2 separate regions of the Homo sapiens genome follow, and region 2 is linked to region 1. The links are chromatin contacts, found by Hi-C or POLR2A ChIA-PET in ENCODE. All regions are on one chromosome and are shown on one strand. Each heading gives the region's core, a stretch centred on a gene start or an enhancer-like site at or near the end of the contact. The rest is flanking DNA. Distances are from core to core; before and after follow the strand shown. Region 1 holds the start of H2AC16 (H2A clustered histone 16). Region 2 holds the start of ZKSCAN4 (zinc finger with KRAB and SCAN domains 4).

The links. A loop is a pair of places that touch in the nucleus more often than their neighbours do. ChIA-PET counts read pairs that join two places held with the same protein, here RNA polymerase II (POLR2A). Pooled maps may share reads with other maps.
Region 2: a pooled map shows a loop between it and region 1 (2.2-fold over the local background). The contact joins the promoter of ZKSCAN4 here to the promoter of H2AC16 in region 1. A Hi-C loop is called at or near these places in 5 of 50 pooled maps. POLR2A ChIA-PET finds 5 or more read pairs at or near these places in 6 of 52 experiments (A673, GM10248, PC-9 and 2 more).

Annotation. Positions count from the first base shown.
Region 1 is chr6:27,862,327-27,869,338 of GRCh38, reverse strand. It overlaps H2AC16 (H2A clustered histone 16), which reads right to left and starts at 4,022. Exons shown (of 1, transcript NM_003511.3): 1 at 3,541-4,022. The coding sequence starts at 3,984. The coding sequence ends at 3,592. H1-5 (H1.5 linker histone, cluster member) reads left to right here and starts at 1,751. Exons shown (of 1, transcript NM_005322.3): 1 at 1,751-2,547. The coding sequence starts at 1,810. The coding sequence ends at 2,490. It also overlaps the pseudogene H2BC16P. RefSeq lists enhancers at 3,502-3,551, 3,842-3,931, 3,483-4,004, 4,202-4,271, 4,332-4,401 and 3 more.
Region 2 is chr6:28,250,069-28,256,750 of GRCh38, reverse strand. It overlaps ZKSCAN4 (zinc finger with KRAB and SCAN domains 4), which reads left to right and starts at 4,482. Exons shown (of 5, transcript NM_019110.5): 1 at 4,482-5,193. The coding sequence starts at 4,771. RefSeq lists enhancers at 4,674-4,723, 4,854-4,923.

The DNA.
Region 1 (7,012 bases), core at 2,773-5,272:
ACACTCTTTAGTTTTTAGTTAGTTTGCTTTTTCGAGACAGGATCTTGCTCCATTGCCCTGGCTGGAGTGCAGTGCTGCTATCATTGCTCACTGCAGCCTTGACACCCTGAATTCAAGTGATCCTCCCACCTCAGCCTCCCGAGTAGCTGAGACTACAGGCATGTGCCACCACATCCAGCAAAATGTTTTGTATTTTTATTAAAGATGGGGTTTTACCAAGTTGCCCAAGCTGGTCTCCAACTCCTGAGCTCAAGCAACCCACCTATCCCAGTGTCCCCAAGTGCTGAGATTACAGACATGAACCACCGTGCCCAGCCTTTGTTTTTGTTTTTTTTTTTTTTAACAATACTTTTAAAACATAAAGACACTTCTTAGCTTGAGGGCCATACAGAAAAAAGCCATTGTCCAGATTTGGCCATAGTCTGCCAACTTCTCCAGGAGTTCTTAGAAGATGAAGTGCATTGGCTACTTTAAATTTTCTTGCACAGCATTTCAAGAATGAGAAATAAGTGACTGTTGATTTCATTAGGAATCCAAATCATCATTTGATCATTTTTATCATCCAGGCATCCTGTCCAATCCCCTCCACCTCCCATAAATTGTAAACTTCATTTATTTCAACCTCAGTGTATTTGCCTATGTTTTCCTGAGTTCCTCTGAACCTCTATAATGTGAAGTCGCTCAATATCCAATCCAACCTTTTCACAGTCAATAGCCAGATATTCTTCTAAAATATTAGCGCTAAAACACACAAAAATACCCATATTGATGTATCCTGGCTGCTCATAGAAGAGAGTATTCCTGATGGTGCAGCTTGTTAAATGTGGGTGGAGATTCAGGGGGAGCAGTGAGAACATTTCGAAAACCTGACAGTGTCCTGGGCCACCTAAACAGTTTGTGCATTTGAGGATCACTGGGAGCTCTTGAATAATTTTCCACAAGTTTGAGTTTTCTCTAAACTGAATTATCTATATTATTTTTCTTCCCCTTTTTTAATGGATTTGCCCAGGAACTAAAAAGAGAAAACACTCTAATTAGAAAACATAACACATTTAAGTTTGAATGTGAATCTGAGTAGTTAGATCCTTAAGTCAAAGCGATTTGTATTACTGGTGCTGCAATGCAGAAGAAGTCACTCTGACTGTGGAACTCTTCCAAGCTGCAAAATCCCATTCTGTAAAGACATTAGCACATGGAAACTCCTAGGACACAGAACCAGTTTGTAAAGTCAAGTCTATGTGGTTAAGTTGGGGCTGTAGGCAACCAGCTGTCCTGTGCCTGTGTTACTTGCTACAGTTAGAAACAAACTTCATGCCCAAACCAAGGAACCCAGTGTCTTTTCTCTTGCAAAAATCAAAGCATGAACTCATGGGCAAATTTTTAAAAATAACTTTCACTGGATACTTAGTAGAAATTTATCGCGACACGCTACTAACTAACATGATGCCCTCAGCCCAATGGATTCTTATGAAAAGCTGAAGGGATTTTTTAAAATATCTTTCATCAATTGCACAAGATTCTTGAAAACACAAACAAGTATGTGAACCTGGAGGCTGTTTTCCTCCTTTGGAGCTTCAAAGTGCCAAATTCTGTACCATTGTTTTAAGCATTTAATCAAATTTTGAGGACTAACAAACACAATTTGGGAGTCCAACCGCGAGCGGCGGCGGCCAGAGGGCGGTGGATTGGACGCTCCACCAATCACAGGGCAGCGCCGGCTTATATAAGCCCGGGGCCCGAGCATAGCAGCAACGCAAAACCTGCTCTTTAGATTTCGAGCTTATTCTCTTCTAGCAGTTTCTTGCCACCATGTCGGAAACCGCTCCTGCCGAGACAGCCACCCCAGCGCCGGTGGAGAAATCCCCGGCTAAGAAGAAGGCAACTAAGAAGGCTGCCGGCGCCGGCGCTGCTAAGCGCAAAGCGACGGGGCCCCCAGTCTCAGAGCTGATCACCAAGGCTGTGGCTGCTTCTAAGGAGCGCAATGGCCTTTCTTTGGCAGCCCTTAAGAAGGCCTTAGCGGCCGGTGGCTACGACGTGGAGAAGAATAACAGCCGCATTAAGCTGGGCCTCAAGAGCTTGGTGAGCAAGGGCACCCTGGTGCAGACCAAGGGCACTGGTGCTTCTGGCTCCTTTAAACTCAACAAGAAGGCGGCCTCCGGGGAAGCCAAGCCCAAAGCCAAGAAGGCAGGCGCCGCTAAAGCTAAGAAGCCCGCGGGGGCCACGCCTAAGAAGGCCAAGAAGGCTGCAGGGGCGAAAAAGGCAGTGAAGAAGACTCCGAAGAAGGCGAAGAAGCCCGCGGCGGCTGGCGTCAAAAAGGTGGCGAAGAGCCCTAAGAAGGCCAAGGCCGCTGCCAAACCGAAAAAGGCAACCAAGAGTCCTGCCAAGCCCAAGGCAGTTAAGCCGAAGGCGGCAAAGCCCAAAGCCGCTAAGCCCAAAGCAGCAAAACCTAAAGCTGCAAAGGCCAAGAAGGCGGCTGCCAAAAAGAAGTAGGAAGCTGGCGTGTGAAAACCGCAACAAAGCCCCAAAGGCTCTTTTCAGAGCCACCCAGAGACCTCTAAAAAATGGCTGTGCACAACATGTTAGATCAGGCAGCAAGATTCCTTGCATTCGAAAAATCTCGGGCAGTTCTCCCTCAACCCTAATCGAGTAACGCAAGGCAAGCAAGAGTCCAGGGTGTTGGTTGGACTCCCCACGTAGTTTACCCATGCAGTCTGTTATTAGAGTATGAATTCCAGCCGTTGGTTTTTGTTAAGTTGGTGTCAAGCTTTTTGTCAGACGCCTAGCTACAAAGAAGCTTCTTATATTTTAAAAAGCCCGCTCTATAATCTGATTGGCCAGTTTTTGTTCCATCATCTGTATGTGGTTTTTCCGCGTTTAAGCCATTTAGGCACCAGCTACTTCGGCGTCACTAATGTGTTCGGCATTAATATAATATGCTATCAACGCACAAGACAATATAGTAGCAAGTTTCAAGATGGGGTCTCTATTACATGCCAATTTGATATGACCGTGTCATTCTGTACTGGATTATTTTTTTTTCCTCAAGTCAGGTTCTCGCTGTCACCCAGGCTGGCGTGCAGTGGCGTGGTCTCGGCTCACTACAGCCTCAGCCTCCCCGGCTCAAGGGATCGTCCCACTTCAGCCTCTGTGAAGTGCTAGGACTAAAGGCGTGCACCACCCCGGTCGGCTAATTTTTGTATCCGCTATGATGCCCAGGCAGATCTCGAATTCATGAGCTCCAGCGATCTTCCCGCCTCAGCTTCCAAAAGTGCTGGGATTACAGGCGTGAGCCACTGAGCCTGGCTCTGGATTTTTTTTTATTGGTTCTAGTTCATATAACACGAGATGAATAAACACAGCGAACATTCTTGTAAGCCCTACATTAAATAACTAGTTCACATTCTGACTTAAACATGTCACCTGAATCCTGTAAGGTTTTTCCTAAAAGTCATTCCTAAGCTCTAGATGAAAAATGCTTTATCTTTTCATAACAAACGTTCCAAATGTTTAACCAGTGGCCCAGCTCTCCCGCAGAAATAGTAGGTGGCTCTGAAAAGAGCCGTTGTATTGGAAAGTGATTCTATGGAGACATTATTTGCCTTTGGCCTTGTGGTGACTCTCGGTCTTCTTGGGCAGTAGCACAGCCTGGATGTTGGGCAGGACACCACCCTGAGCGATGGTTACTTTGCCCAGCAGCTTGTTGAGCTCCTCGTCGTTGCGGATGGCCAGCTGCAAGTGGCGCGGGATAATGCGGGTCTTCTTGTTGTCGCGGGCGGCGTTGCCCGCCAGCTCCAGGATCTCGGCAGTCAGGTACTCCAGCACCGCCGCCAGGTACACCGGCGCGCCGGCCCCGACCCGCTCAGCATAGTTGCCCTTGCGGAGCAGTCGGTGCACTCGGCCCACGGGGAACTGGAGACCGGCACGAGAAGAGCGGGTCTTGGCTTTGGCGCGAGCTTTGCCTCCCTGCTTGCCGCGTCCCGACATGACGAAGAAACGATAAATGGAGGAACTGAGAACAGCCGAGAGAAGTTCACCAGAGCTCCACTACTTATAGTCAATACTGGGCGCGAAAATAAAGCTGTGCCATTGGCTCAAATTACAGTTTTATTTCAACCAATGGAATCGCTGTTATGAAACATGCTTCTTTGGATTGGACAAACGTGTATATGACGTCATCTAGAATCGCCACCAGTCCTACACACTATTTTATTAATCACCTCATTTGCATAAGAATTCGTGAACAGGACGTTACAACACACAGCTTTTTCTTCTTCTTCTTTTTTTGTTTTTTTAAGACAGGGTCTCCCTCTCGCCCGGGCTGGAGTGCGGTGGTACGATCTCCGGTCGCTGCAACGTCCGCTCCTGGGTTCAAGTGATTCTCCTGCCTCGGCCTCCTGAGTAGCTGAGATTACAAGCGTCAGCCACCATAGCCCGGCTAATTTTTGTATTTTTTAGTAGAGACAGGGTTTCACCATATTGGTCATCCTGGTCTCAAACCCCTGAGCTCAGGTGAGCCACCTGCCTCAACCTCCCAAAATGCTGGGATTAAAGGCGTGAGCCACAGCGCCCGGCGACTTTTTTTTTTTTTTTTTTTTTTTTTTTCCCTTGAGACAGGGTCTGGCTTTGCCGCCCAGGTTGGAGAGCAGTGGCGCGATCGTGGCTCACCGCAACCTCCGCCTTCCTGGCCGAAGCGATCCTCCTCCCTGAGCCTCCCCAGTAGCTGGGGTTACAGGAGTGCATCACGCGCCCAGCTAATTTTTTACATTTGTTTGAAGAGTCATGGTTTCGCCATGTTGTTCAGGCTGCTCTCGAACTCCTGACCTCAAGTGATCCGCCCGCCTCCGCCTCCCAAAGTACTGGAATTACAGGCGTGCGCCGCCGCGCCCGGCCGCTTTTTCCTATTCCTTGTACCCTTTCTGCAGTTAAACTACAACACGCCTGACCCCACCAAGTCGGCCACAGCCCCGAAAAAGGGTTCCAAGAAGACTATTACTAAGGCAAGAAGCGAAAGCGCAGCCGCAAGGAGAGCTGCTCCGTGTACTTGTACAAGGTGCTGAAGCAGGTCCACCAACACCGGCATCTCGTCCAAAGCAATGGGGATCTTGAACACCTTCGTTATGCCATCTTCGAGCGTATTGCGGGCGAGGCTTCCCGCCTGGCGCGTTACAACAAGCGTTCGACCATCACCTCCAGGGAGATCCAGACGGCTGTTCGCCTGTCACGCATGCTGTGTCCGAGAGCACCAAAGCCGTAACCAAGCACACCAGCTCCAAGTGAGCTCCTTGCTGGTTCGTCCACTTGGAACCCCACTAGGTTCTTCCTGACTCACACTCCACTAGGTTCTTCCTGACCCACACCCTAAGGACTCTTTTCAGAGATATTCACACTTCCTAAATAGAACTGACGCTCGTTTATCCCTAGTTTTGAAATGTTCAGTTAGCTTTAACCTAAAGCCTTTCATAAATGCTTCTTAATTTATGCAAAAGATACATTGTGGCCTTATGATATTTCCAATATTATCTGCTACTAAGTATTTTATGTTACAAACGTCAAATACACAAAACGGGAGTTTTATTGTGCGAATTTCACTTATCCAGGCTCAATTTCAACACCGAGAATCCCCTGTTGAGTTATTGTCTAGAAAACCAAGTATTTAAAGTAAAAGTCCTATCAACCTCTACTGAAATATCACTGGACGTTTTGCAGGTTACACCACAATTTTCAGGCCACCTGGTAGGATACTCAGTGACTACCATGTAATCCAGGTGGCATTCTCTTTCAATTTTTCTTTTATAACATGAAAGCAGGGAATGTGCTTTCTTGCCTAATTTGCACAAAATGACCTAAAGGTGTTGAGATTAAAATGGAGAAAGAGGAAGGAAAGAAATTAGAACCAATTTATATTACCTCTTCCCACCAGTTAGAAATGAGGTTTGGATCCTTCCTTGCTAATCCAGATGCCATGCTGGCAGATGGAATTTTTCTACTAATTACTTTTTTCTACATTTGTCCTAAGTAGACCAAAGTACTCCACGCTTCTCCCCACTTTCACACCTGTCCTATGAAGTTCCTCTAATTTAAGATGTAAATTGATTATGCTTCATGTTTTCCTCACCTTTAATGTCTCATCATTATAAGGAATGGCATTTGTTTACCATAATTTTAATATGATCAAATTTTTTCTTGGTTAAGAGTTTAGAATGTAGGTCAGTTTCTTTTCTGAGTCAGCTCCACATTTCATCTCACTCTATATTCTCCTTACTGTTTTTTTCTGTAATAAGGGGGAAATTCTAAACAAAAAGGCAATCTTTTTGAAATGTGAAAGTGGGAGAGTCATGAGAAGGCCTTTTCTCCAAGAGAGAAGTGCAGTCTCCCAGTTTTTAGGCTGGGAAAGCCATTTTGCCTTTTCCAGGAATCAGTGTGGAAATACAAGTCCCAATTGTTCTACAGACTGTCAGATACCAGGATCATGAAACCTAACACCTTTGTTGTTTTTCTAGGTATTAGTCAATCTTTTCTCATCAAAAAGCTGGAGGCCTTAGAAGGGCCTATGTGAATGAAAAGCACAAAATCTAGGCTGAATTTATGAGCTCAGAGAGCCAAGGACAGTTAAGGCGCCAAGGACAGTTAAGCAGCCAAGTCTGCAGACAAAGCTAGTGACTGTCTTCTCTCCAACTTCCAAAATGTTGCTAGAAACATTTACAGAAGTCTATTGCTAGGCCAACGCTGTGGCTCATGCCTGTAATCCCAGCCTGTTGGGAAGCCAAGGTGGGCAGATCACTTAAGGTCAGGAGTTCAAGACCAGCCTGGCCAACATGGTGAAACCTCGTCTCTACTAAAAATACAAAAACATTAGCCAGGCCTGGTGGGCATGCGCCTGTAATCCCAGCAACTCGGGAGGCTGAGGCACGATAATCACTTGAACCTGGGAGGTGGAGGTTGCAGTCGGCCAAGATGACACCACTCTACTCCAGCCTGGGCAACAGAACAAGACTCCAACTAAAAAAAAAAA
Region 2 (6,682 bases), core at 3,233-5,732, 390 kb before region 1:
GTATGCTTATAGGGATAAAAATAAATGCCTACCATACCTTTTTAATGGGAGGATGGGCTTTTATTTTCTAAATTTTATTTATAGATGAGCAAATGTTCATTTGCATACAGCATAGAAATATATTTGAAGAACTTTAAGAAAATAGGGACAGTTTTTGAAATAACAATACATTTTAATTATCAAGGAAAGTACCAGATGTTGAATGCTCAGCTAAAATGGAATTGTTCTCACAGGTAACCTTTTACTACCTTTCTTAAAATTTCTCAAAATTGTTTTTCATAAATCTTTCCTCTAGTTTTTATTTTATTTTATTATTTTTTGAGACAGGGTCTTACTCTGTTGCCCATGCTAGAGTGGAGTGGTACTATCATGGCTCACTGTGTACCCTTGACCTCCTGGGCTTAAGTGGTCCTTCCATTTGAGCCTCCTGAGTAGCTGGGACCACAGCTGTGTGCCACCATGCTCAACTGATTTTTGATTTTTTGTAGAACTAGACCCTGTCTCTAGACAGATGTTGCCCAGGCTGGTCTTGAACTCCTGGGCTCAAGTGACCCTCTGACCTCAGCCTCAGAAAGTGCTAGCATTACAGGCATAAGCCACCATGCCCAGCTCCCAATTTTTATTTTAAAAACTTTCAAACCTACAGAAAAGTTCAAACACCCATATATCATTTACCTAGATTCACTAGTTGTTACGATTTGGTTTCTTACTCAATTGAAAGAAAATTGCAGACATTATGATGCTTCACCTCTAACTATTTCAGTCATGAATGCATAAAAAGGACATTTTCCTTCATAATCACAATATCATCCTATGCCCTGTCTGAAGTCTCCTTAATCCTATTCTGAGAGTAGTCCCATTAGTTTTCTAATGAAGGATTCTAACTCAAGGTCATCAGGCACCCCTTTCCCTTATCCAACTACCCCCAGCCTTTACCCCCCAGGGCCCAAAAAAGTAAGCCCAACCAGGACCACCAGGAGTAGGGCCCCATATAAGCCCCTAAAGTCAAACCTATGTCCATTGCAGGAGGTAGCTGATGGAAATGGAGGAACACTTAGAGTACATGGGGCATTGTCTATCTCTAATTTGGCTTTATACAAGGAAAAATTTGGCCAGTTTTCAGAGAATCAAAAAAAAAGGCTTATACATTTTACCATATTCTTTAACTTGTCATGACTTGCAAGTATTGTCATTTGCTTGCTGTGCCATGAAAAGAAAAAAGGTAAGGAAAAATTGTGTGGTTAAGCCAGTCATTTATGACAAGGTTAAAGAAATAACTCAGGGAAAATGAGAAAATCCCACTCTATTTCAGGGTCATTTTGGTGAAACACTCAGGACATATACTAATGCAGACTCAGACTCCCAAAAAGGACAAGCTCTCCTAGGTATGCATTTTATTACTCAATCTGCCCCTTATCCTAGGAGAAAGCTATAAAAAGCAGCAATAGGACCTCAAACCCCTATGAGCCATTTAAATATGGCCTTTAAAGTTTACAACAATAGGGACAGGGCAAAAGAGATTTAACAATAGCCAAAAAGTGCAATTATTAGCAAATGCTTTAAGTCCCCTGACCCCTGAGGGTTACCCATCCTGAAATAGTGTCACAAGATGGGTGTCTGGAATGCCCAGAGAAGAGCCCCTGACTTGCCAGCCCAAATGTATAGGTTATTTACTAGCCAAACAAGATGGAGTCTGTGCAATTATTAATAAAACCTGCTGCACATGTAGTAACAACTCTGAACAGGTTGAATTTAACATTCACAAGATCTATAAGCAAGATACCGGGTTACATATCTATAATCAGGGCACTGAACCCAACTATATCTGGTCAATTATCAGAAGTGCCATACAAAGTCTCACCTAGTTTTTATCTCTCCTAGGACCTTTAATAGCCATCTTGTTATTACTAATCTTTGGCCCTTGCTTGTTTAACGTCTTTATAAAATCTGTGTCTTCTAAATTACAACAGTTCCAGATAAAGAAAATGCCGTCGCAGGGCTTCCAACCCATCCCATCTACTGACCCAGAAAATAAAAGCATCCCGCCTTTAGATATGGTATCCAGAGATTTTTACTCTTCCAGTGCTAGGCAGGGCCTATGCCCATAAACTAAGCAGGAAGCAGTTACAGAAGATGGACCACTGCCCTTCTGCAGCCTGCTTAAAATTAAGAAGGCATATCTAATCCCTGAGGGAGGAATGAGGTAGGAGGCAGAATTCAACTCCAGAAGTGGGGCTCCAACACCTGACCAAATTGAGGACTAGCTAAAAGAGGGAAGAGGCAGTATCACCTCTCCACCAGACATACCCACCAGTGTGCAATGTCAGTTACCATTGCCATGGCAACACAGGGAAGTTGCCACCCCTTTCCATGGCCATGACCAAGTGACTCAGAAGGTAATACCCCTTTTCTAGAAATTTCTGCATAATCTGGTGCTTAATTTGCATATAATTAAATGTAGGTATAAATGTGACTGCAGAACTGCTTTTGAGCTGCTAGTCTGAGCACACTGCCTAGGGGGTAGCCCTGCTCTGTAAGGAGCAGTACCTCTGCTGCTGCTGTACACTGACACTTCAATAAAAGTTGCTGCCTAATACCACTGGCTTGCCCTTGAACTCTTCCCTGGGCGAAGCAAAGCATCCTTTTGAGCTAAGCCCTAATTTTGGGGCTCACTTGTCCTGCATCATTCTGTTCTATAGAATGTCCCACATGTTGGATTTGGCTGATTGATTTTTTAAAGTGTCATTTAATTCCTTAACTCTCAAACTCACCTGCATGTTGGAATCACCTAGGAAAGTTGGCCAGGCGTGGTGGCTCACACCTGTAATCCCAGCACTTTGGGAGGCTGAGGTGGGCAGATCACTTGAGGCCAGGAGTTTGAGACCAGCATGGTGACGCATGTCTGTAATCCCAGCTACTCGGGTGGCTGAGGCACTAGAATCACTTGAACCCAGGAAGTGGAGGTTTCAGTGAGCCAAGATTGCGCCACTGCACTCCAGCCCTGGGTGACACAGCAAGACTCTGTCGCAAAACAAACAAAAACAACCAAAAAATGTTATTAATGCCTGAGTCCCATCCTGTGACATTCTGATTTAATTGATCTTGGTTGCAGCCTAGGTATCAGGATGTTTTAAAAGCTCCCCAGTGATTCTGTGTGACACAGAGTGTGAAAACTGCTAACTTAACTTATTTCTGTAAATATTTGGATCTAGAAAAGTACTTAGATTCAAGTTCACTTATAAGGATACTTCATGGGCAGTGCCCCCTACCTTCTGTGGTAGCTCATCAAGAGAAAGATATTTTGTAGTATTTTTCATTTGCAACAGTCTTTGGGACTTCTCATTTTCTTAAGTTATGTTATTTCTTAATCCTTGGAATGTAGAGGCATAGGCAAAGAAAGAAAAACTCAAGAAAGTACTGACATGATATTTTTTCCCCTCATAAACTACTGAACTTGCATTTTGTAGCTTCTCCATTCCACTGGGCAGAAAGGGGCTTACTGAAGTGTCCAGTCAAATAACTTACAGTCAATTATGGCTTAAAATCGAGTCCCATCTAGTTCAAAGAATTCTCAGGGCTTTCTTCTATTATAGGATAGGCCTAGTTTATCACATGCCAGGCACTGTTCTAAGCACTTTACACAAGAGTGCTCACAACATTATCTAATCCCTAGTAATGCCTACAACATCCCTATCTACTATTACTTTCCCTATTTACAGATTGGAAAAGTCGGGCACAGGGAGGGTAAGCCAGGATTACACAGGTAACCTGGCTACCTGCGTATCTAGCCACTGTGCTTGACTGTGATTGGGGGCTGGGAAGAAACAGGAAGGAAGAAAGCAGAAGAGAATGGGGTCCCTGAAGCCAGAGACTAGAGAGTTTCTGGAGGTGGAGAGCAGCATAAGCCTGATTGCCAGAGAAGCAGCCATGGAATGTGCAAAGTGGTGAGTGGGGGAGTGGGACAGTGTGTTGAGGATTAGTGGGAGGTGAGGGCTACAGTCAGGGTCGGGAGGAGTAGTCTGGCCTTAAGGAGGAGGAAAAAAAGTGACAGATTAAGGGGGTGAGTGGGGAAGGACCAAGGGCAGCCACTGCTCGCTCCAGGCAAGTGCCTGGTGATGTGTTCTGCTGCTTTGATGTTTCTGAGAGAGACTAAAGGTCCCCCTGCCAGGGTTCTTGGGGCTCTGGGGAACCCCTGCTTTCCAGCTCAATTTTAGTGTCAATTTTATGCCAGCTGCTTAAGCAAGCTTTACATAGGAAAGAAATATGAGCCGCAGCGGCATCCTTCCAGGATTTAAAGGCTCAGTCCTATTTCTTATGATCCAAGGTCTGTCATCCTTTCCTTCTCTATCCCTTAACTGCCTTCCCTTGCGTGGAGGTAAGGACAGGGTAGCTAATGGGTTAATTCGGAGACAACCACCGAGAGAAGCTTCCTAGAGCGCCCAGGAAGTGGCCTTAGTTCCCATCGAGACTTCCTGTGCCCCAGCCTCAACTTCCCTCCTATGTCTGGAGAGTGATCACTTTCACTCCCAAAGACATCCTTTGGTGATACTTACTGTGGGATTCAGAGTGGGGTGCAGAGGACGACCCTGCAAAGGCACGGACTATAAGAGAGATCTGTGCAGCTGCGCCTCAGGGGGTGTCCTGGGCCCCTGGGCATGACAGGAGGGGGACCACTTGCAGTTCTACTGGAAAATTTACCACCCTTCCAGAATCCTCTGAAGATATACAGGTCGCAACTAGAGTGAGACCCGAGTACTGCCTTGGGTCAGAATGGCTAGAGAACCGAGAAAAAACGCAGCCCTGGACGCCCAGTCTGCAGAAGACCAGACGGGGCTCCTGACCGTGAAGGTGGAGAAGGAGGAAGCCTCCGCCTTGACGGCGGAGGTGAGAGCACCCTGCAGCCCTGCTCGGGGCCCCGAACGCTCCCGCCAGCGCTTCCGAGGCTTCCGCTACCCGGAGGCTGCGGGCCCCCGCGAGGCGTTGAGCCGGCTCCGAGAACTCTGCGGACAATGGCTGCAGCCTGAGATGCACAGCAAGGAGCAGATCCTGGAGCTGCTGGTGCTGGAGCAGTTCCTGACCATCCTGCCGGGGAATCTGCAGAGCTGGGTGCGGGAGCAGCATCCAGAGAGCGGGGAGGAGGTGGTGGTGCTATTGGAGTATTTGGAGAGGCAGCTGGATGAGCCGGCGCCGCAGGTAGAAAGAACAGGTTTAGTATCTGAGCGCTGTGGTCTGTTTCCTCCTGAAATCCCAGATCGGAGCGAGGGGCATTCCTTTAAGGTCCAGGAGTTCTTCATCTCTTTTTGTACTGTGAACCTCCTTGGCAGTAAGGTGAAGTCCCTGGACTCCTTCTCAGAATTATATTTTTAAATATATAAAGAAACTATAAAGGATTACAAAAGAACACAACTATATTGACATACAGTTAGCAAAGAATTAAATTTGTATTAAAGTCATATATGTGGATTTTTATTACTGCACTAAATAATAAGACCTAGGGACAGGGCTTATAATTGGCAATTTCAAAATGGCGATAAGCATCTATTTGCCTGGTTGTAATGTGGTGTGAAAACGTGCAGGTTTTGTTGGTGACAAAGTCCTGGGTACTGCTTATGCTACCTTGATTTGTTGCTTCCATTCATAATTGAAGGAAATGTTAACTCTCTCTTAAAGACCAGTAAAAATAAGATTAGTTTTTGTCCTTTCTAAGTTCATGGACCACTTGGGAGAAAGTCCATGGACCACTGGTTATGAACCTCTGGTAGAAAGTGGGCCTATTTTTACCTCCATGTTCTTCCCTGTTTTATGAGGGACTGTTTCCTCTTTGCATCGTCCTGTGTCCCTGTGCACACAACTTCAGAGGACCTGTGTGGCCAAATCTTCTAACTGGTGAGCTGGATACCAAGGTTCTTGACTTAGGTCTATTGCACGCAAGCCCTGTAGCAGTGGGAAGTCATTGCAAATCTCTTAGCTTCATTCTTCATAAAATATGTGGGAAATTCTGAGCTGCACGTGAGACAGTAACTTGAAAACTGTAATTTAACTATCAATGTCTGGAAGGAAACCTGCTTTTAATGAGGACATAACTATGTGCCAGGCCCTGTGTTAGGTGATGTCACATACTGTGATCTTATTTACTGGTCTCCAAAACCTCATAAAGTAGAAATTATTATCCTCATTTTTCAGATTAGAAAATATATTAGTATTGAGAATTTAGCACCAGTGTCCAAAGGGTTTTCGTAAACACACAGATGTATATAATGAGGGAGCCTAGAGTAATGGTAAGAACACGGGATCTGGAGTCATTCTGTCTGAGCTCCCATCCTAGCATTTCCACTTATTAGCTGGGTGACATGGGCAAGCTGCTTAAACACTGTCCACCCTTGGCTGGGTGCAGTGGCTCACGCCTGTAATCCCAGCACTTTGGGAGGCTGAGGTGGGCGGATCACCTGAGGTCGGGAGTTCGAGACCAGCCTGACCAACATGGAGAAACCCGGTCTCTACTAAAAGTACAAAACATTAGCCGGGCGTGGTGGCACATGGCTGTAATCCCAGCTACTAGGGAGGCTGAGGCAGGAGAATTGCTTGAACCCCGGAGGCGGAAGTTGCGGTGAGGTGAGATCATGCCATTGCATTCCAGCCTGAGCAACAAGAGTGAAATTCCGTCTCAAAAAAAAAAAAACAA